Linked DNA regions of Homo sapiens: all the other regions are linked to region 2. A link is a loop called in an ENCODE intact Hi-C map of the cell type or tissue named here. Cell type or tissue: endothelial cell of umbilical vein. All regions are shown on one strand.

Region 1 (8,000 bases), 130 kb before region 2:
GCAGTGGCATGATCTCGGCTCACTGCAACCTCCATCTCCCAGGTTCAAGTGATTCACCTGCCTCAGCTTCCCGCATAGCTGGGACTACAGGCGCACACCACCACGATCAGCTAATATTTTTTGTATTTTAGTAGAGACAGGGCTTCACCATGTTGGCCAGGATGGTCTCAATCTCCTGACCTCGTGATCAGTCCTCCTTGGCCTCCCAAAGTGCTGGGATTACAGGCATGAGCTACTGTGCTAGGCCAACTGTGAGATTTTTAATGGAGATGCATATTAAAAAGTTGGATATGTAAGTGTGGACTCACTTTCATGTGCTACTCTTTTTTTTTTTTTTCCAGGAAAGAAGGCTTAGTTGATATAAAAATCTTACATTCAATTATTTATGATTAAGGATTTTGACAATTGAAGGTTTAACTGGTAAATTGACATAGACTGCATCAAACTAATATAACATCATGCTATTAATGAGGTTTCATTCCTTTAAAATAACCTCGTTTTGGAGGCACAAATTTTGAAGAATTAGTCATGAATTTATGATGTCTCCAAGGTAATTTAGGTGTGGAAGTGCACAGCTAGACTCTCTAAATATCATCTTTGGTTCTATTGCATTGGAACACTTATAAACCAATATCTTTAGTGTATTTTGGCTTTCCTCTCAGTGACCCAAGTGGCAAAAAGATCTATTAGCTAAATAAGCACACAAGGTTGCTTCTTGGTAAATTAAACATATGAATCTAAATAATGTATTTTCCAAAACCCCACTGAAGCTATAGTAAAGGAATATTATGAAAGACATGAACCCACAAGTCAAAAGGAATCAGAGTGGAGACAACAGCAACATAATTTTGGAAAATGAAATGATGGATAAGTGGTAGGCATTATAGCAAACTTATGAAAACTCTATACTAAACTTGTGTTGCAAAAGGTAAGAACCAGTTCAATTTACTTTGAAGAATTTTAAAAGAGCCAAGGATTTATGTGATTAGCTACCTTTGGCAGTTGGAGGGTCCAGTGGGATGTATTTTATAAAAAGGAAAACTAATTGAAAGCTGCTTAGGAAGGAGTTACATTCCTGGTTCTCCTTTCTCAGTCTGAAAATTTAGGTAATTGCCTCCATCCAAGTAAATCAGCAGAGATTTGTTCTCTGGAGGAGGTCAAACAAAAGGGCATTGAGGGATACCAAGCATAATTAGTGATATCTTACCAAAAAAGTGGTATTAAGTTAACATGCATACTGGAGGCTGAATCCCACCCCCTCCTTACTCTACCCTATAACTAGATTACTGGTTATCAGAAATTTGCCTTCCAAGAAGAAAATAGTAAGAGTCTTCTCTAGAGAATCTGATGAAAATGTAAATATTAATTAGAGGGGCTCCCTGATGGCATGGTCCAGCCAGATTACCTGCAGTGATGTTTACAGTCAGAAAGCCCCTCCTGCCCACTCAGTGTTTCAAACTGGGGTTTTTCATCACCGACTCTAAAATATGAGCTGACAATCAAGGCTTATAAATCTAAGGGTGACCTTTAACATAAAAGATGCAGATCAAATAGCTAAAAGTAAAAAACTATGAGGTCGAAACGGAGATTCTGCAGAGAGAAAATCATAAAAATTTGCATAATATTTTTAGAGAGATGTCTATAGAAACAAAGGAACAGAATGCTATAATAAAGACATATTAAGATAATAAAAATGAGATTTTAGTAATTTAAATTATTACAAAGAAAAGATAATTGTAAGAGCTGAGAAAGTTCCCTCCCAAATAATCAAACAATAACAAAAAAAGACAACAAAAACTAATTCACCATCACCATCACCGTCAACAACAAAAAACAGAATAAGAATTCAAGTGAGGAAATATTGGAAGAGAGCACAACAGTTTCACTACCCAATTAACAGAAATTCCGGAAAGAGACCAGATAAAAGAAATGGGAAGAAAATTTCAAAAATAATTTTACAACATTTCCTGGAACTGATTCGAGGGCTCCTCAAGTATAACACATTTGCTGAGTACGGATGTATAGGTTGGGCATGGAACCACTCCAAGGAAGCACTGTGTATGCATAAGCGAAGTCATGCAGTTCACACCTACAGGTGGTGGCTCTGCGTCCTACCAAGACCGATGGACATGAAATTTCATAATTCTGGGGAATGACAGAAGATCCTACACTCTGTGGGGGGTGTGTGTGTGTGTGTGTGTGTGTGTGTGTGTGTGTGTATGAGAGAGAGAGAGAGAAAGGAAGATAGGGAGAGAGGGAGAGAATGAGAGAGATGAAAGAAGTGGGAGGGAGAGAGAGAGGAGGGAAGGAGAGGGAGGGAGAGAGGAAGGAAAGGGGAGAAAGAGAGAGAAACTAAAGGATCTAGAATCAGAATTGATTTTTACTTCTCATCAACAGCAGTGAAACCATGAGACAAAGAGTAATGCCTTCAAAATTCTAAGGAAAAGTAATTTCTAACTTAGAGTTCTATACCTAGCCAAGTACTATACTTACAACCTAGGTGACAAAATTATCTGTATACCAAACCCTTATGACATGCAGTTTACCTATATAACAAACATGTATATGTACCCTTGAAACTGAAAAAAAGCAAAAGCATAATAAAACAAATCTTACATGTTTGAAAATGTTTCTTATCTGCATAATGGTAAGTTTGGGGAAGGGGAAATGGGATGTAGAGAAGAGAGGACCATTTTTGTCTCAACAAACACTGATTATTTTAGCTACATTTAAAAAACCAAATTTGATTAAAACAAAAATGAAGAAAAAGCTACTGATTACTTTTAAAAACCAAATTTTTATGGAATTTGGTGAGGTATTATTTGAAAACCAACAGCATCTGCTTTCAATCATTTCAAGCAATTTTTCACTAAATTGGCACCAAGGCCATCTTGCCTTTTGGCATGTTTATGATATGTATATCATGTGAGTCTGTGTGTATGTGTGTATTATTTATTCTACAGCTTAAGGGTGAAAAGCTTAAAAATGGATTTCTTGGAAGCATTGGGATCCTATTTTTATTCCACTAGGTGTCAGCATAGTACCGTGAACCTGAATGCTATTGGGTTAGCAATCATTAAATCATTGCTTGTTCATAAACATGTTTTTATTTATCTTTCCAAAAATGATGATGTGAAATTTAGATTTAATAATGTAATCATCTTCTGCATTGTAATCATTATTCTCTACTCAAATGTTCCTTTTCCCCCTACCTATTCAGATTAGTATGAGCTGCTTAAATTAGTTAACCTTTGGTGCTAATATACATCAGGGAATAGAAAAAGAAAACAACTACTGACAGAAATGACAGCAATGAATGTGTTTCCTGCATCTGAACTTTGGATTTTCAGTCAGTGTTTTTTTTTTTTTTTAGTAGGTTAAGAGAGACATTTGGCTGACTGGGAAGATCAAAAGTATAACATTTCCACCATCTGTTATCTAGTTTATAAATATGCTTTAAAGGATATGAGCAATAATTGACTAGTTTAGTGCCATGGCAACTGATAAGTGTTCTTGTTAAGAGGACGTGTTGGGTAATTATTGTTAGATATTTTTAACTTATTTATTCCCCCTCTGACTAATCACTGTAGCATCATTGGCTTTGGCTTTGTATTGACTTGACCTTGACTCATCTCAACATCAGCCATACATATACCTATATGTGTATATGTGGATGTATATATATACACACACATATATAAACTCACATAGACACACATATAAATGTCAACAAATACAAGGAGCATGTCTATCTTTATTTTCTGTTTATTATAATTAGAAAAGTGGCTGAAACGTAATAGGTATGCGATAAATATTTGTTAGACGAATTATTTAAAGACAATTTGATAATATATATGTGTAAGAGATTTAATTATTAAGACTTGGTCACTTATGGATGCAGATAATTAGGAAATGAGAAAGTCCCTTGGGGTTTCTAATTTAGAAGTCTTGGTGGTGGCATTCATAACTACGTGGGACTCCAGGAAGAGTTGTAAGTTCAGCAGGATAGATAATGAGTTCAGATTCTGCCATTTTGAGGCAGTGGAGTGGACAGCAAACTGAAGCTGTCTGATAGGCATTGGCTATAAAGCTCATACATTTTGTAAAAATATTTGAGCGGGAGATACAGTAATTATCATGATGTAGAATGGGTCAGAGAGTAGATAAGTTTACCCAGGCAGGGTTTGTTCAATGAGGAGAGAAAAAGGCCAAGGGCAGAAACCTTGCAGAATAACATTTTAGGAATAGTGTACAATGAAAGGGAATCCTGAAAAAGAAGCTGGAAAGGAAAGAATAAAGTGTTAAGCATAAAAAGTAGTGAATTTTGGACGGGCGCAGTGACTCATACCTGTAATCCCAGCACTTTGGGAGGCTGAGGCAGGCAGATCATGAGGTCAAGAGATGGAGACCATCCTGGCCAACATGGTGAAACCCCGTCTCTACTAAAAATACAAAAATTAGCTGAGTGTGGTGGCACGTCCTGTAGTTCCAGCTACTTGGGAGGCTGAGGCAGGAGAATCACTGGAACCCAGGATGCGGAGGTTACAGTGAGCCGAGCCGAGATCACACCACTGCACTCCAGCCTGGTGACACAGCGAGACTCCGTCTCAAAAACAAAAAACAAAAAACAAGAAACAAAACCCAAACAACAACAACAAAGTAGTGAATTTCAAGAGAAATAGAATGGTCACCAGGGTCAAATGCTGCAAAGTAGTCCAGCCATATAAGCAATAAAAGGCACATATTTATGAATTAGGAAATTGTTGGTGACTCTGCTATGGAGTTATGAGAAGAGATTACCATTTACAGTATGACTGAGGATGACATAGGACATGAAAGAGTAATATAGTGAATACGGACTGTAGACTCTACTTCGATGGAATATGACTATTCAAAGAAAGGGAATAAAGAACTTGGCAGCTCAAGGTTTGCTAACGCCAGCTGCCCCAAGGTTGAGATTTTATGGAATAGTTAATCAGCAGTCTTCAAACTGAGATATGTACAGTTCTTGAGGTCCATGAAGACTTTACCAAGTACATAGGGTTGAAATAATTTAGAGATTAATGTCTATATCCTCCATTCCACATACACTCTTTGCTAATATTAATTGGCCTTAGAGCTTTAGTTAAAATATCATACTTGTTTTCTTTTCCTACTTTCCTTTTGCAACTACACTTCTCTTGCTTTATCAAACAAAATCACATATTATCTAATCTGATGTTGATCATCCCAGGGTATAAAATCATGGAGACATCAAACAAAAGAAAAATTTGTATTGATGATGAGAAAGTGAATTTCCTCAATGATTCAGAAACAAAATTTTTTGAACGTCAGGGAGTTTCTAATTTTTTGCTTTCAAAACAATTGAAGGAACTGATAAATCATTAAAATATAATTTTTGATAATACATCCCTATGTGACTTTTGGCATATAACATGAAAGGATTTCAATAGTGGATTTATGTTGCTAATACCAAAACATCCATTTCCACCTGTCCTATCCCACATTATTACAAAAAATTTTTCTCATATTTATAAAAACAACCAAATTAGGAATTAAATGTATGCTGAACACTGTCCTTCATCATAAGTAATATTTAGTCATTGCACATAAACTAATTAGAAATGAAACAAAAAAAGAAAAATAATCTCACAGGGTACAAAGAAAAGTGGGAAAGAGAAGAGCATTGGTACTCACAACTGAAGGAGGATTGAGTAGAATGGGAATGAGAACATATGAGAGGTAAGGTCAGTAAGGGGCTTGAATTCTGTGCTGGGCTGGGTAGACAGGGACATAATGGAGTCAATGATTCTAGATTTGAGAGTTCTCAGTAGAGGTGGACTGAAGTGTCAGGTGATGTCCAACGAGGCCAACTATCTGTGACTCCAGTTTTCCCTCAGGATTCATGATTTTAGAAAGGCACTTAGGACAATGACTGTGATGGGATGAATCCTGAAGAGAACACTCTCATCAGATGGTGGGAGGAGATTCAATGTATCTGAGAACACTCATCTCTTGAGGAGTAAGAGCTTGACTGCTTTCTTCACTACAGTATTTTTAAAGCTTAGAACTCTGCCTGGCAGAGGGTGCTCAGATATTTTCTGTTAAATGAATTAGCAATGACTGGCAATAGCCAAGACTCCTGAGTCTTCACTTAGTGGAACTAGAGTGGCCTTTTAACAGAACCTATTTGCATTTACACATTATGTGTTCACGCTATATAGAGAAGGAAAAAAAACGCCAAAATACGTATTTATGTTCATATAATTCAGTTTGAAAGTTCTCTTTCAAATAAATCTCACATGTCTTTCATTAGCTAAAATAAGAGATAAAGTGTTACACATAATCCCCCAAAAGAACATAAGTCATAACTCAAGTTATAATATTAATTAAAATAAATTATATAAACTAGCATTAAATTATTTGCTATGACAATATACATAAAGAAAAAAAGTGGGTGACAGCAGACAAAAAAAGGCTAAAAGCATTACTTAAACTTGGCGTCATGAGGTGATGTTGTCAGAGACTTAGCTTTTAATAGGCCAGAATGATCATGTAAAATAAAACAAGCAACAATCTTAAACTGACATTCCGGGAACATGGGAATGATTTTGAAGTTAAAAACTGTTTTTAGAATAACAGTCCTAATGATATTTTCTGCCAATTAAAAAGGCTATAATTGACAGCTGTTTTAGTCAAGAATTGTTTAGTTGTAATGTATAGAAATCCTATTTTAATTAGTTTTAACCAAAAATGGGGATTTATTGGCCCCCAAAAACTGCACCCTGGAAGCCCAGGGTACACCTAGCTTTAGCATAGCTGGATGCAGGGGGTTAAATGATATCATTAAGACAATCCTCTTTCTTATTTTCTTGGTCTTGTTTTCTTTTGTGTTGCATTTATTTCTAGGTAGACTTTCCCTACTAAAAGAGCCTCAAGAGTCCAAGCTTGTATGGTACCTGAAGCTCTGCGGGAGAATATACATTTTCCTGATAGCTTTAACCAAAACAGCTGGAGGGCTTCTGTGGGCTTGGTGTGGGCCATATACCTAGCATGAAACATTTATGATGGTCGGTACAATGTAGTCCTCTGAGTGACCAGAGCTGGGCTCTTTGTGTCCCTGGGGAAAAGGTTGGTGTCTTCACCTGTTTGTGCTGCTAAAACAAAATACCACAGACTGGGTAACTGATAAACAATAGAAATTTGTTTCTCTTGTTTCTGGAAACCAGGAAGTCCAAGATCAAGGTTCCAGCAGGTTTGGTGTATGGTGAGGGCTGCCCTCTTGGCTTCCAAGGTGGTAGCTTGTTGCTCCATCCTTTAGAGTTGAGGAATGCTGTCCTCACATGGCAGAAGGGAGGGAAAGGCAAGAAAGTGATCCCTTTAACCTTAAACCTTAAACCTTTTTATATGGGTGCTAAGCTCATTCTTGAAGCCAGAGCCTTCATGACTTAATCACCTCCTAGAGGACACACCTCTTGATTCTGTTGCATTGGGGATTAAGTTTCAACATGAATTTTGGAGGGGACACCATCATTCAAACCATAGGAGCTGGTGATAGAGGCATCCCTATCTGAACCCTTGGATTAAAAATCCCACCCCCGCCCACCTCCCCCCAGATAGATTGTCTCTGTAGAAGAATTCCAAAGGAAGGTAAGCAGTTCAGGGAATGTAGGTGGCTCTTCTTCTTAAGGTCAATCGGGATTTGAAGTTCCTTCCATTTTGTTGTTTCTCTGTTCCTTAATGCTGAAGCTATCTCATTGGCACCAGCCCATAAGAAAGGGGAAGGAGGAAGTAGAGGAAAGATAAAGAGGAAGGTAACTTCCATTTAAGGAAACGATCTGGAAGTTGTTCACATTAGTTCTTTTTCATATCATATGACCATTCCTGATGGCAGAAGAGTCCAGGAAAAATAGAGTTCTGTTACTAAAAGAAGGAAGGTCAGGATGTATAATAGGACAAGTAGTTGTCTCTGTACCATTTACTTCTTTTTACTTTCAGAT
Region 2 (8,000 bases):
TGGCTCTCTGTTTGTCTGTTATTGGTGTATAAGAATGCTCGTGATTTTTGCACATTGATTTTGTATCCTGAGACTTTGCTGAAGTTGCTTATCAGTTTAACGAGATTTTGGGCTGAGACAATGGGGTTTTCTAAATATACAATCATGTCATCTGCAGACAGAGACAATTTGACTTTCTAGTTTCCTAATCGAATACCATTTATTTCTTTCTCTTGCTAGATTGCCCTGGTTAGAACTTCCAATACTGTGTTGAATAGGAGTGGTGAGCGAGGGCTTCCTTGTCTTGTGCCAGTTTTCAAAGGGAATGCTTCCGGGTTTTGCCCATTCAGTATGATATTGGCTATGGGTTTGTCATAAATAGCTCTTATTATTTTGAGATACGTTCCATCAATATTTAGTTTATTGAGAGTTTTTAGCATGAAGGGCTGTTAAATTTTGTTAAATTCCTTTTCTGCATCTGTTCAGATAATCGTGGTTTTTGTCATTGGTTCTGCTTATGTGATGGGTTACATTTATTGATTTGTGTATGTTGAACCAGCCTTGCATCCCAGGGATGAAGCCTACTTGATCATGGTGGATAACCTTTTTGATGTGCTGCTAGATTCAGTTTGCTAGTATTTTACTGAGGATTTTTGCATCGATGTTTGTTAGGGATATTGGCCTGAAATTTCCTTTTTTTGTTGTTGTGTCTTTACCAGGTTTTGGTACCAGGATGATGTTGGCCTCATAGAATGTGTTAGGGAGGATTCCCTCTTTTTCTATTGTTTGGAATAGTTTTAGAAGGAATGGTACCAGCTCCTCTTTGTACCTCTGTTAGAATTTGGCTGTGAATCCACCCAGTTTTAAACTTATTTTGGTTGGTAGGCTATTAATTACCACCTCAATTTCAGAAGTTGTTATCGCTCTATTCAGGGATTCGACTTCGTGGTTTAGTCTGGGAGGGTGCATGTGTCTAGGAATTTATTCATCGCTTCTAGATTTTCTTTTTCTTTTTCTTTCTTTTTTTTTTTTTTGAGACGGAGTCTTACTCTGTCACCCAGGCTGGAGTGCAGTGGCGTGATCTTGGCTCACTGCAAGCTCTGCCTCCTGGTTTCACAGCATTATCCTGCCTCAGCCTCCTGAGTAGCTGGGACTACAGGCGCCCACCATCACAGCCGGCTAATTTTTTTTTGTATTTTTTTTTAGTAGAGATGGGGTTTCACCATGTTAGCCAGGATGGTCTCGATCTCCTGACCTCATGATCCACCCGCCTCGGCCTCCCAAAGTGCTGGAATTACAGGCATGAGCCACCGCTCCAGGCCTAGATTTTCTAGTTTATTTGCATAGAGGTGTTTATAGTATTCTCTGATGGTAGTTTGTATTTCTTTGGGGTCAGTGGTGATACCCCCCTTTATCATTTTTTATTGTGTCTATTTGATTCTTCTCTGTTTTCTTCTTTATTAGTGTGGCTAGTGGTCTATTTGTTGATCTTTTCAAAAACCCAGCTGCTGGATTCATTGATTTTTTTTTTTGAGGGTTTTTTCATGTCTCTATCTCCTTCAGTTCTCCTCTGATCTTAGTTATTTCTTGTCTTCTGCTAGCTTTTGAATTTGTTTGCTCTTGCTTCTCTAGTTCTTTTAATTGTGATGTTAGGGTGTCGATTTTAGATCTTTCCTGCTTTCTCTTGTGGGCATTTAGTGCCATAAATTTTTCTCTAGACATTGCTTTAAATGTGTCCCAGAGATTCTGGTACATTGTGTCTTTGTTCTCATTGGTTTCAAAGAACTTCATGAAGCATACACAAATATCAATAGCTGAATCAATCATGTGGAAAAGGATATCAGAGATTGAGGATCAACATAATGAAATAAAGCAAGAAGACAAGATTATAGAAAAAAGAGTGAAAAGAAATGGACAAAGCCTCCAAGAAACTATGAGACTATGTGGAAAGACCAAATCTACATTTGATTGGTATACCTGAAAGTGGCGGAGAGAATGGAAACAAGTTGGAAACATTCTTCAGGATATTACCCAGGAGAACTTCCCCAGCCTAGCAAGACAGGCCAACACTCAAATTCAGGAAATACAGAGAACACCACAAAGATACTCCTCAAGAAGGATAACCCCAAGACACATAATAGTCAGATTCACCAAGGTTGAAATAAAGGAAAAAATGTTAAGGGCAGCCAGAGAGAAAGGTCGGGTTACCCCCAAAGGGAATCCCGTCAGACTAAGAGCGGATCTCTTGGCAGAAACCCTACAATCCAGAAGAGAGTGGGGGCCAATATTCAACATTCTTAAAGAAAAGAATTTTCAACCCAGAATTTCATACCCAGCCAAACTAAGCTTAATAAGCAAAGGAGAAATAAAATCCTTTACAGACAAGCAAACATTGAGAGATTTTGTCACCACCAGGTCTGCCTTACAGGAGCTCCTGAAGGAAGCACTAAACATGGAAAGGTATGACTGGGACCAGCCACTGCAAAAACATACCAAATTGTAAAGACCATCGATGCTCTGAAGAAACTGCATCAACTAACAGGCAAAATAACCAGCTAGCGTCATAGTGACAGGATCAAATTCACACATAACAATATTAACCTTGAATGTAAACGGACTAAATGCCCCAATTAAAAGACACAGACTGGCAAATTGGATAAAGGGTCAAGACCTTTTGGTCTTTGTTCTGTTATATTCAAGAGACCCATCTCATGTGCGAAGACACATAGGCTCAAAATAAAGGGATGGAGGGATATTTACCAAGCAAATGGAAAGAAAATGAAAAGGGAGTTGCAATCCTAGTCTCTGATAAAACAGACTTTAAGCCAACAAAGATCAGAAGAGACAAAGAACGCCATTACATGATGGTAAAAGGATCAATGCAACAAGAAGAGCTAACTATCCTAAATATATATGCACCCAATACAGGAGCACCCAGATTCATAAAGCAAGTTCTTAGAGACATACAAAGAGTTTTAGACTCTCACACAATAATAGTGGGAGACTTTAACACCTCACTGTCAATATTAGATTAACGAGACAGAAAATTAACGAGGATATCCAGGACTTGAACTCAGCTCTGGACCAAGAAGACCTAATAGACATCTACAGAAATCTCCACCCTAGATCAACAGAATATACATTTTTCTCAGCACCACATCACACTTATTCTCACATTGACCACATAATTGGAAGTAAAACACTCCTGAGCAAATGCAAAAGAACGGAAATCATAACAAACCATCTCTCAGATCACAGTGCAATCAAATTAGAACTCAGGATTAAGAAGTCACTCAAAACTGCACAACTACATGGAATGGAAACTGAACAACCTGCTCCTGAATGACTACTGGGTAAATAACGAAGTGAAGGCAGAAATAACGAGGCTCTTTGAAACCAATGAGAACAAAAACACAACATAACAGAATCTCTGGGACACATTTAAAGCAGTGTGTAGAGGGAAATTATAGCACTATGTGCCCACAAGCAAAAGTAGGAAAGATCTAAAATTGACACCCTAACATCACAATTAAAAGAACTGGAGAAGCAAGAGCAAACACATTCAAAAGGTAACTAGCTTTCTTCACTGATTTCCACCTAACAAAATCTCTGTCCTGTGTACTTCTTATCTCTCCAGACCTCTTTGATCTTGCCTTTGCTCTAAACTCTATCCTGTTAAGTGATAAATGTCTTAAACAGTAAGTTTGTGGAGTTCCCTTCCTTGACTTCTGGCTCTTCTTAAAGATGTCTGTTTATGATTTGAAAATTCAGATAACACATTTTTAATTTCTGGAGGATTAAAAATGGCATCGAGAGGCCAGGCACAGTGGCTTACACCTGTAATTTCAGCACTTTGGGGGGCCGAGGCAGGAAGATCACCTGATGTTGGTAGTTTGGGACCAGCCTGACCAACTTGGAGAAACCCCGTCTCTACTAAAAATACAAAATTAGCTGGACATGGTGGCACGTGCTTGTAATCCCAGCTACTCTGGAGGCTGAGGAAGGAGAATAGCTTGAACCTGGGAGGCGAAGGCTGCAGTGAGCTGAAATCGCACCATTGCACTCCAGCCTGAGCAAGAGCGAAACTATCTCAAAAAAATAAAAAAATGGCATAGAGACATTGTTGTAATGGTGATTTAATATTTGAATGGCTTTCTTTGAACATGGAATGTTTCATTCTTGAAAAATTTTATTTTAACCATCACATCACTCTTCTGTTATTTCAAACACTAGATGTCTCTATAGTGCCAGTCTCATTCTGCTTACTACTTGGGAAGGCTAGTTCAGCCTAGAATTGTACTGGATTTAGAGTAAGGAGATGTCAGTTTGACAGTGTTAGCTCTGAGAAGACCCCAGCATTTTCAATAATGTGTACCCTCTTAGATTCTATGTGGCTAAATTTCAGCGATGATCTTTCCTGCTTACAGAAACAATGATAACACTACTTTATCTTTGTATAGTAGTAGAATGTTTTTAGAGCCATCTACATGTGTTCATGTGTTCTGTCCTCACGGCAATCTTGCAAGCCAGGTACTATTATTTCAGTTTTTATAGTTGAAGAAACTGAGGCCTAGATATGTTACAGAACATTAATAAGTTGACATAGCAACTAGTTACTGAACCCACATTCACTCACAGATTCTCTGATTTTAAATCCATCACTCTTTCCTCTACATAAAACCACTTCTGTCTATATAAGCACTGTTAGTAGCTTCCTGATTTACATATGTTTTGATGAACAAAAATATATCTCTTCATATTACACATTACAACTTTAAACACACAAAATATAACCTGAGCCATCTTTAGGACAGATGTTAGTTCTTTCTTCTCCTTCAGTAATATAAAGGTGTTATAGTTCTACTTTACTGTGATTGTTTGTAAAACCCTAATGAACACTTGTCTTCTAGCTGATGCTTATAGATTGGTTTACATGCTCTAATAATATGTATGGGTTAGACTGCTCCTGTCTTTAGTCTGAACCTTGGGTAACCCCAGTTTGTGATTAGCTTTGAAGAGGTATACGTGTGAGCCGACATTCCTCTGTGTACTTTACTGGCTGCCAGGAGAAACATTTAATTTCCTGGTGGGAGAAAATTATCTCTAAAGGAAGAGTCCCATTCTTTCTATTGTTACTCTAAGGTTCCCTGGATGGTTTCAATCTCAATAATGCACAAATAAGAACTCCCTTAGGTTATGGTTAAGTAAATATATATAGGAAGTGTTCTTCCTTGCTAGTTTGTGTATTTTACATGATAATAAATCAGTCCTTTCTTGATAGGTAACACCCATGGACATTTTTGAAATTATGTCCTAGTAAAGTTGTTGGTATCTTACTTTTCTTAAAAAAGCATATCAAAATATAACAATATGTAAAATGAACTGTAACATTTGATCAGCAGTTCTATATACTTTACAATTATATATAAAACTCATAACTAATTTTGAAATTATGTTCAAGAAATGAAGAGGATCCTGTTATTTATTGGAGTTGAAAGTCCTGAACATTTAGTAAACCCTCCAATTTTTCTGGTTTAATGTAAGAGTAAATGTTGCTTTTGAGTTATAAAAGGGTAAATGTGATCATTTTATTATATAGGAAAGACATTTAAAGTAAAAGGTTTACATTTTCATGAAGAATTCCAATTGTTATTCAAGTTTTAGTCTCATGTACAATTTATGTGTGTCATTGGCCAAAAATTTAATGATGCATAATATCTGTAACATTCCTGGGGATTTTTGTTTATATTTTAGTTTTTTTCTTTTTCAAGGTGATGTAGATTCATATAATTTCTGTTTCTTTTTCATTTTATGTAAAAAATGTAGTACTCTATTTTCTAGCTGATAGGTGGCTTCCCTGGCAGTCAAGAAATAACATTGTCTTTGATGATAGACTAATGTTTCAATTTCCATTTCTTGCTATGTGATAATGGAGAAATTTCCTATCTATGGTTCTATTTCGTCATATAATGGAATGGCGAGATGCAAAATGCAATAACCTGTGTAATGTGTTCAGCTAAAGGCTTGGAATATGATGAGTTGTCAGTAAAGGTCTCCATTGTTATCAAAGGCACTTCTCTAGAAAAACGTGACTATTCCCATCGTTGGTTGTTTTCTTTTTTCCACATTACAGGGTTGTTGCTTATTCATTCGTTAATAAAGAACATTCAAAATATCTCTTCAGAGAGTATAATAAATAAGCTCGCATTAATGTATTATTAATATGTACCTGTAATCTTTTAGGGGAATACATAATGACTTTTAATAAAAAATGATGTAATCATTCTTGGGAAACTTCAGTTTAGAAACCTATAAAACGTAATTTTTATTTTTTCAGAAAAAAATATATATGTGTGTAATGAAAGGAAGAAGAATAAATCAGCTTTACAGCTAAATTGGCACTTTCAGTCTGTGATCAGACATTCAGTTGAAGTGATATTCTTTAAAAGAAGAGGAAGAATCAGTTGGAAAAGTGATCGTTAGTACAACACTACAATGTGTTGGTCATTAAACTAGCCTTCAAAATAAGAATTGAATAGGAAAAGATATAGAGGGCAGATATAAATATATATAAATGTAAATATAAATATATAATATATGTAAATATAAAGATATAAATAAGAAAAGGAAATACTCATCAAAGAAACCAGGGGACCACAAGGTTAAAGAGGGGAAAAAGAAACATGAGGAAGAGTTTAAAGACTAGAATGAACAAATAGGATTGATTGTTCTACTAATGTTTTTAGTGGCAGCAAATTCAATAACGAAACTCATCTCTCCTGCTTAAAACAAGTGGCTGTGTAGAGCAGCAAACATAGGGAGGAACATTCTCTGTTCCTCTCTGGATTGTCTTTTATGTCCCAAAATAACCCAGATGAAGTAATGAGCTGATATTCAACAATATCTTGAGTGTGAGATAGAAACGTTTAATAGTACCTATTAAACACATTTTTGGAAATACATGATGTTAATAGGTACATTATATCAATGATTAATTGAATATTTCACTATAATTTTTTTAATAATATAGTTATAATTAGAACAATAATTTTAAAATAACATAATTTTCTAAAAATAAAATTAAAAAAATAAAGTTTTACCCAAAGAAAGAAGGATAAATCAGTTTGAATGTTTAACACTTTAGTTTTAGACTTTTGGGGGTATGTAATATTTCACATTCAGAAATGGAATACCTAAAAAGGAATCTTAATAAATAAAAATGTTACTTTTTATTTTAGAAATAGGATTTTAATGTTTGATTTAACAGTAAAGCTTATATGGATTATATGATCATTTCTTTTGAATTTATTTCCAATTTGTCATATAAAGGTAATTATTTTCAGCAATTTGAAAGTTTTCTATTTAAAAATAAACTTTTTTCTTTTCTTTCTCTTGCTTCTCTCCAACTCAAAGTTTTTAAAAAATTGAAAAAAGTAACAGTTGATTTGCAATACTTTATAACTTTCTCCCCTGAAAATACGGGTTTAAATGCTCTTTAAGTTACAAATGGAATGAGTCAGATGACCTGAATTTGCTCTTCTGTGACTTTCTGTGTTGATTTCAGAATTACTCTTGCCAACTCTATTTGAGAAGAGTCCAGTGATGAAATAACCAGAGTTGAAACCTGCTTGTTCAGAACATGACTTTAGCTACTATTGACATTTTCCTATTTTCTTTAGTTAAGAAATTCAACGAATGTTAGCAAGGAGAGGAGGGACCCAATCTTCAAGACTAGTAGGGTGTTCTTGAAGCCAGCTCTAATTTAGTGTGTGTGTGTGTGTGTGTGTGTGTGTGTGTGGTGTGCATGTGTATGTTTATATGTTTTCAAGTGATATTTAAATTTTTTTAACCAACATATTTTATTAAACACCAAGATTTCATTATCCATTCTAGATATTTGGTTTAAAAAATTTTTACAGAGTCTAAAATTTGAAAACATTTCGACAATGCCATTATTTCAGATCATTAATAAAATATTAAATATGGATATACAAATTTATTTAAATATACTGGTTTTGCCC
Region 3 (8,000 bases), 270 kb after region 2:
TGATGGGATGATCTGTGCAGCAAACCACCATAGTTCATGTTTACCTATGTAACAAACCTGCACATCCTGCACCTGTGTCCCTTAATTTAAAATGAAAGTTGGAAAATAAAAAAATAGCTATCTTCTCTAACACAAGGAGCTATTCTCCAATATTATGCATCATTTATTCATTTACAACTTATTTGGCCACTCAATTCATTTTATATATATGTGTGTGTGTGTGTGTGTGTATAAATATTTGTGTGTGTATATATATATGTGTATATATGTGTGTGTATATATATATGTGTATATATATGTGTGTGTATATATATATATATATATATAAAAGGGGAGAATATATTGGATATTGGATTTTGTGTCTCTTCCTAGTTCAAGAATAAAGATACTTTATGTGATAGGGTTATTAAAGCAAACTGTCAGTCACATGACTGCTTATATGTTCCCTTGAGGCCAGGTCATTTGACTTTATATTCTTCATGTTTATAAAATGGTCCCCCTAGCCCGTCTATAACCCCAGGAGCCTTTCCTGCTGGTAGGGATGTATTTCTTACAGGATCACACTCCTTGGTACTTTGTAGGCTGGTATTTATTAGTAATACGCCCTGTAAGTGCCTCTGTCCAGTGGGCATTATGGTTCTTTCTGGTCAAGGTTCTTGGTATATTTGGAAGTGACATGCAGTTGATATATGTAGTCCCATATTCTCATCACAGTTTTCCCAGTTCAAGATGTCCTTGGTATTCAGTGCTGCACAGATATTCTTTGTAATGAATGGATGACAGTCCTTAACTGATCCTTACTTGTTTGTTTCCCACAAAGTGAAAATAAGTCCTGTATGCAATATGCAATATTTTAACTTTTTAATTTCAAAACATTAATATGATTATTAATCTTATGATCAAATAAAGTGGTTATTAACTAGCAATTATGTGCAACATTCTAATATTTGATTGTATGAATTAGATATGTCACACAACATGTGATCTTAATCTTTCAATCAATTATAAATGCTTACTCAGATATTTCTACAATGTTACCAAATTTCAATCTGAATTTATAATACGAATCAGTCTTTCCTAATTCTCACACCCCTAAAATGTCAGCTGAGTAAATTATTTACCAATAATACACTTACCAGTAAGATAGCATAGCCTTAAGTTAAAGCATTACTTTACCTAACTTCTTTTCAACTTTCAGGTTATCCTAGTCTAAGCTGTTTACTTGGATTTTCCTCTTTTAATTCTTGTATTCATCTCTGTTGATCCTAGTATTCTGATAACAGATTCTAATAATTCCCCAACCATTCCCCAAAGCTGCCCCATATACAAAAGCTGAAATAAAAGAAAAAGGAAAGTACTGTAACAAGGAAGGGGATAGAAAAGTCTTCATGTAGAAGAAGATGCCCAAGTGGAATTTTGAAAAATTAGTACTAATTTGACAAAAGTATGAGAGTAAAGGACATTTGTGGGTAACACATATTTAAAATACTCAGTGTGTAATTATTAATTCACTGATTCTATAAACATGCTTTGAAGTCCTGCTGTGTTTAGGTCTTATACAAGATGCTGGAGCTAAAGATTTAGAAAAGAGTGTCCTATAATTTATAGGGAGATTCATAATAAGTTCGGCACTTAATAAGATGAAAATAGAATAAGTGTTATGCGGAGATTGTATGCATGCACGCTGGACACTCACATATGATCACATATCTCAGCCTGGGAAGAAAGGAGTTACTGAAGACGTTCTGTATGAAATCATTTAGAAATCAATGTACTGAGGTATACTTTACATATAATAAAATGGACACATTTACTCTACAGATTGATGACTTTTGACATTCAGCTGTGAAACCTCCACCCCAATTAAGATATGTCTCAATATTCTGTAAAATTCTGTCTCTTTGCAATGTTTCCTTGTGCATCTTTTCTTGTTAGTCCTTCTGGAATAAGTAATTATTGAAATGGGTTTTTGACAGATTTCTCAGTAGTTATGTAAGAAGAACAAGAATTTGAGTAGTTATTTTAGAAAAGCAAGAAGAAAAAGCACCTCACTAAAAGCAGGGCTTCTGTCAAAGAGCATAAGAAAATGAGGCTAGAGAAGTTCGTAATTAGATGATAAAGAACACTGAAAGAAAATCTGTAGTACTTCCATGGGTTTAAACCAGGATAAGTCATAATAATAGCAGTAAAGTTAATGATGATGATAATAATAATATTGTTGAGTGTTTACCGAGAGGCAGGCACTTGTGTATGCATGATTTAATTTAACCTTGTAAAGAGGTTGCTTTTCTCATCCATTAAAGATTTGACAAGCTAGAAACTCAGTAGTATTAAATGAATTGAAGATTCACAAATAGTAAGAGCTCCTGGGAGGTATTTACACAAAAACCCTTTTCATTTTACTTTCAACATGATTTTTTTAAAACATTAACAATAAATTGATGATAGATTGAAAGCAGCAGGGCTGGGGTCCAATTTGAGAGATAATTAGGAGGTAGAATCTACAGGGCTTAATAACACATGGTTGAGGGAAGGATTTGGTAAAGAGAGTATTGAGGATCATTTTCAACTTAGATGAGTAGATGATGCAATTACCCAAGATGAAGACAATTGAAATAGAAACAGGATTGGAGATGACAAGTTCAGTGTTAGCCATGCTGAATTTAAGCATGAATGTTACTTCCAAGTGTTGAAGTATGGCAGGAATTTGGAAATACAGCTCTAAATTTTGGAAAAAAATTTCTATACTGTTAAAAAAGATGTGAAGTCATTAGTATACATATTTTAGTTAAAGCCAGAGAGAATGTAAATAATTAACAGAAAAAAAACTAAGGATAGAAGAGCAAAACATTTGTCTTTAAGGAATGTTGGGGAAAAACAAATCAAAGATAATATTAAGTAGAAAAACAACAAAAAACCCAAATAATAGAAAATAGTGTCTTGGAAATCAAGGGCTGGGTGTGTTCCAAGATGCTATTTTTTAATGACATCATGAGAAGTGAAAAGAGAAGTCGTAGAGAAGGAAAAGAAGAGTGATTAAATATGTACATTGCACTTTGAATCCAGGCAGTCACTGGAAATTTGCGTGAAAGTAGTTTCTTTGTAATGGGGAAGAAGGTGGACGGCAATGCATGGAGATTTGAATAAGAAAAAGGGACAATGCATGTAGAAAGCTCAAGATGCTCAACTTTGAGGAACGGAAACAGATGGGAATATGTTATAGGAAATCATAAAACTGAGGGAGTTGTTTTTTGCTTGATCCAGTTCCAAAAGAAATAGTCACACACACAAAAAAAAAAAAGAAGAAAAGAAAAACAAAGATAAGAAAGAGGAAAAGAGGAATTAATCATGAAGAAGAAGGATACTCATTGCAACAAAATCGTTGAGGATGTATGAGGGGTTAGTGTTTGAGCACAGGTAGAGGGATAATGTAACGAGGGTGCTGTAACATGGCCATTTGTTAGACTGACAGCGTAGGTTGGAGAGCAGGCACTTTTTGCTGAGGCAATTTCCCCAGCCTTGTGTTTATGGAACTTCAGAGTGTGACTATTCTGTTGTGGGGTGAGGTGGAGGGCTGCAAGGAAAACTACACTCTGAGGCTCACTTAAGGCATGTGCTGCCGGTAGCACTTCTGAATGAGGTGCAGAGTTAGAGGCAGTAATTACGGCATTAGCATCGCAGAGTGCCCAGTGAAAAGTTTTTGGAGGGAAGAAAATTGTTTATAATGATTGCTTTCTGTTTTAGATTTTACTCTATAAAACATTATTTCCAAAATCAGAAACCTAGATGGCCTCTAATTCTTATGATTCACTGCTCAAGAACTGTGCCTGTTTCCTCCTATTAAGTATGTTTTCTTGTGCTGTTCTGTTGCTTAGACAATTTTCTTTGGTTCTTCCTATTGCATTCTCATTGAGTTTTCTTATCTTTTCTCACATTTGTTTCCTTGTGATAGTGCAGGGCTGAGTCTTCCTGGTTCCTTCAATGGCTAGCTACATTACATTTCTTTCACTGAAAGCCTTCCCTTTTTTCTAGTGGGGACGGGCACATTGGTGTGGGAAATAGGAGAGCTGAAGAGAGAGAGAAGGGGTGTGAGTGGAAATAGTGAGTGGGGATTATATCAGTAGGCCTTTATCATCTGTCACTTTCTTTCCTGAAGTTTCAGTGATGACATTTCTGATAACATTCGTAAGAATGTAATAGAGCTGTTTTTCCTAATTTTTAATATATACTTCAGTAAATTAAGGTTCACATCATACTATAAGTTCAAGAAGTTAAATGGGAAGAAACAATTCCCTAGTCAAGCTTGAGAATATATGAGAACTTAATTTCAATGCCATACAAAAATATTCTTTGTGTGAAATAGGCAAGAGTTATTTTTTGACATGTAGATAAAATATGTTTTACAAGCGTTGACAATAGACACATTTTATAACAGCATAAACATTATAAATAAGAAAGTAGAGTATAAAAGTATTGTGTGAGAGAGGTCAATGTCAGTAAGAAATTATGAAGTTAACAAGAGGAAGAAAAAAACTGGTGTAAATAGATTGAATGAGTTGCTCTGTTAAAAAAAAAAAACAAAAAACAAAAAAACTTAGGATAGGTCATTAAATCTAGCTGTTTTAAATGTTTTAAAAATTGGAAAGTATAAGCAACATACTGGAGACTACAAATAATAATTTATCTTTAAGTATCATCAGTGATGATTGAAAGAAAATCATACAAAGCACCATGAAGTAAACATGACCTTTTTTTTTTAACTTGGTAAAGGACTTTTTATTTTATATCTCTCCAACGAATGAAAAATGCAGACAAAAAGATGTTCAACATCATGAATCATAAGGGAAATGCAAATCAAAACTACATTGAGACACCACCTCAAACCTGTTAGGATGGCTGCCATTGTAAAAACAAAACAAGTGATGGGGAGGATGTGGAGAAATTTTAACCCTTTTTCAGTATTAGTGGGAATGTAAAATGGTGCAGCCACTGTGGAAAACAGAATGGTGTGCCTCAAAAAATTAAAAATATAATTCCTACATGATTCAGCAATTCCATTTGTGGGTATATACTCAAAAGAATTGAAATCAGGGGCTCAAACAGGTATCTGTGCACCTATGTGCATAGCGGCATTATTCACAATAGTCAAAAGATGGAAGCAACCCAAGAGTGGGTTGCAATTGACATGAATGAACAAGCAAAATGAGATATACACACACAAGGAAGAATTATTCAGCCTTCAAAAGGAAGAAAGTTTTGACAACATGGTATTACACAGATGAACCTCAAGGGCATCAAGCTAAGTAAAATAAGTCAGACACCATGGGACAAATATGGTATGATTTCACTTACAGAAGCTACTTAGAATAGTCAGAATCATAGGGACAGAAAGTAGAATGCTGGGGGAGGAGGAAATAGGGAGTTATGTTTCATGGGTATGGAGATTTAGTTTTGAAAGATAAAAAAGTTCTGGAAATGGTTCATGATGATGTCATGCTATGTATATTTTTTACCACAATTAAAAAAGTAGTTTTATTTTAAAAGGCCGAAGGGTGATGAAAGTCCTCACTGCTTTATCCATCTTCGGGAGTTTTCTTCTCCATTTAATTCATTAAAAGAACTTTCAAATCTTACAATTTTCTAGGAAGCTGTTCCTGTGCAGTTTGCTCTCCTGGATTTCTCCCAAGGGACTACTGTCATGGAACAGAATTCCACTCAGGTAACATGGGGCCCAGCCAATCGCAAATGCCAACCAGGCATTTGTGTGCTGTCTTTAAGAAGAAAGGAGATGGATGGGTCTGAGGGTAAAGGAACAAGAAGGTGTGGGTAGGGGCTGAGACCAGCCTGAGTATTGGAATTTGTCCTTGACAGCTGCGGGAAAAGCCCTGTCGAGGCCTGCACAGAGGCTCCAAGTGCAGAAGTATATGTGCATGTGCCCATGTATGCTTTCACTTATGTATGTGTTCATCTATTCATGTATTCAATGAACACAATTAGCAGCTGCTGTATGCTGGGTACTGTTCTATCTAGTAGTAAACCAGCCTGGCTGGGCTTTGTCCTCATAGGAAAGATATAATGAAGGAGCTCACAGGCAAGCACACGCGTGTACAGTGAGCCCACAACTGCACTCTGATGGGGTACATTAGGCAAGTCTCATTTTTCTGGTAGCCAGTGGGAGATGCATACAGATAAATCCAACAGAGAATCAGGAGCAAGATGCAGGACAAGTCGGAGATACAATTTGTGCTCAGAATGCCGAGGCCCTTGCCAGCCATGCAAAGGTCTTAACCCTAGAGCAGCATGAAGCCATGAAGGATTCTAGGCAGTGACAGGCACGGTGAGATTCATGTTTTGGAAAGTTCCTGCAGGCTGCAGTATGAATACATAGTAGGAAGGCAGGAGGCCAGGTGAGAGAGGAGCTGGCCTGCTCCAGGAGGTAGAAGCCTCTGGAGGTGTTTAGACACCTCTAGATTGAGACATGAAGCTGGAACAAAATCATGAGATTTGGTATCCATCAGTCCACCTATTCCTACTTTTCCCTGTGTGATGCTGAGTCGATGTGCCCATAGTCTTAGTTGATGTGCTTTTAAAGTGAGAAAAGGAGCCACCTCGGCCCCTCTTTCTCTAGAGTTTCTGCTACAGTGATTGGGTGAGATCATGTGAATACAGAGCTTTGTCATCAGGGGCAAGGTGTTGCAGGCTTATTGATGAGAATGTGGATGGTGATGGTGATGGAGAACATAATTCTGGTATTTAAGGGGTTGAGGAGTGCTGCATGTACTCCACGCAGGGCAGCATACTCAGAGGTTTATGCATATCATCCAGTAGGATTTTGTACCACATTTGGAGATACATGTTACTATCCCCAAGATAATGAGAAAACAGCTCCAGAGACGCTTATGCAAGGTCACCCAGAGGAGGGGGGTCAGAAGGCAGATTCAAAACATGGTTTGTCTGGATTTAAAACTCTTATGAGCCCCACACCACCAGCCACTTAAGAAGGCAATTGTACTTTGAGATTTTATCAGTCTCAGTTGGCTTTGGGGCCAGGATGTGTGTTCATTCATTCATCAGTCCATTCAGAAAATATACATGGAGTACCTAACATTTGGCAGCCACAGCCCAAGCCCATGAAGGGAACAGTGGACAAAACACACATCTTCGCATGACTTCTTTATTGTGGTTAAAAAAAAAGACATATCATGAATTCTACTCTCTGAACAAAATTTTCAGTGTACGGTATGTACAGTATTGTTAATTGTATGCATATTGTTGCACAGCACATCTCTAGAGCTTTTTCATTCTGCCTGACTGAAACTCCACACACATTTTGCAACTCCCCATTTCTTTCTTCTCCTAGGCCGTGGCAACCACCATTCTACTTTGTTTCTGTGAGTTTGACCACTTTAAATATCCCATGTAAGTGTAATCATGCAACATTTCTCCTTACGTGACTGGCCTGTTTCACTTAGTATAATGTCCTAAAGTTTCATTCACATTGTAGCATATGACAGAATTTCCTTCCTTTATAAAACTGAATAATATTCCATTGTATATATTTACCATATTTTATTTATCCACTCATCTGTTGATGGACAATTAGGTTGAGTCCACATCTTGGCTATTATGACTAATGCTGCAATGAACATGGGAGCACAGCTAACTCTTTGAGACCCTGATCTCAATTCATTTAGATCAATACCTTGAAGTGAGATTGCTGAATCATATGGTAGTTCTATTTTTAAAATTTTGAGGAAACTTAGTACTGTTTTTCAAAGCAGCTGCACCATTTACTTTCCCACCAACAGTGCAGAAGGGTTCCAATTTCTCCACATCCTCAGCAACACTTGTTCTTTTCTTTTCTTTTTTTAAAATATTTTAATTTAGATAAAGAGATTACATGTGAGTGTTTGTTACACTGTTATGTTATGTGCTGGTGGAGATTGTGCTTCTAATTCACCCATTACCCAAATAGTGAATATTGTACCCAATAGGCATTT

Evidence for each region. Hi-C counts contacts between places; a loop is a spot of excess contacts. Peaks named below come from ENCODE experiments on the same cell type or tissue, not always from the same donor. Only the 100,000 strongest peaks of a DNase experiment are listed, where the experiment ranks them.
Region 1: it touches region 2 in a loop (5-fold over the local background); 2 of 110 quality-filtered maps call a loop at or near these places.
Region 3: it touches region 2 in a loop (5-fold over the local background); 2 of 110 quality-filtered maps call a loop at or near these places.

Annotation. Positions count from the first base shown.
Region 1 is chr2:186,860,004-186,868,003 of GRCh38, forward strand. No RefSeq gene overlaps it. Among named protein-coding and RNA genes, the nearest start is that of ZSWIM2, 15 kb to the left of the region's middle. In endothelial cell of umbilical vein, a CTCF peak has its summit at 3,044 (motif pointing right); DNase peaks (open chromatin) are centred at 3,148 and 3,398; H3K27ac peaks cover 801 bases.
Region 2 is chr2:186,987,750-186,995,749 of GRCh38, forward strand. No RefSeq gene overlaps it. Among named protein-coding and RNA genes, the nearest start is that of CALCRL-AS1, 12 kb to the right of the region's middle. In endothelial cell of umbilical vein, a CTCF peak has its summit at 4,247; DNase peaks (open chromatin) are centred at 4,472, 5,042 and 7,552.
Region 3 is chr2:187,260,885-187,268,884 of GRCh38, forward strand. All of the region lies in intron 2 of CALCRL-AS1 (CALCRL and TFPI antisense RNA 1), which reads left to right. Among named protein-coding and RNA genes, the nearest start is that of CALCRL, 180 kb to the right of the region's middle. RefSeq lists an enhancer at 2,815-3,498. In endothelial cell of umbilical vein, no CTCF peak of the experiment used is centred here; DNase peaks (open chromatin) are centred at 3,387, 3,577 and 4,017; H3K4me3 peaks cover 334 bases; H3K27ac peaks cover 2,938 bases.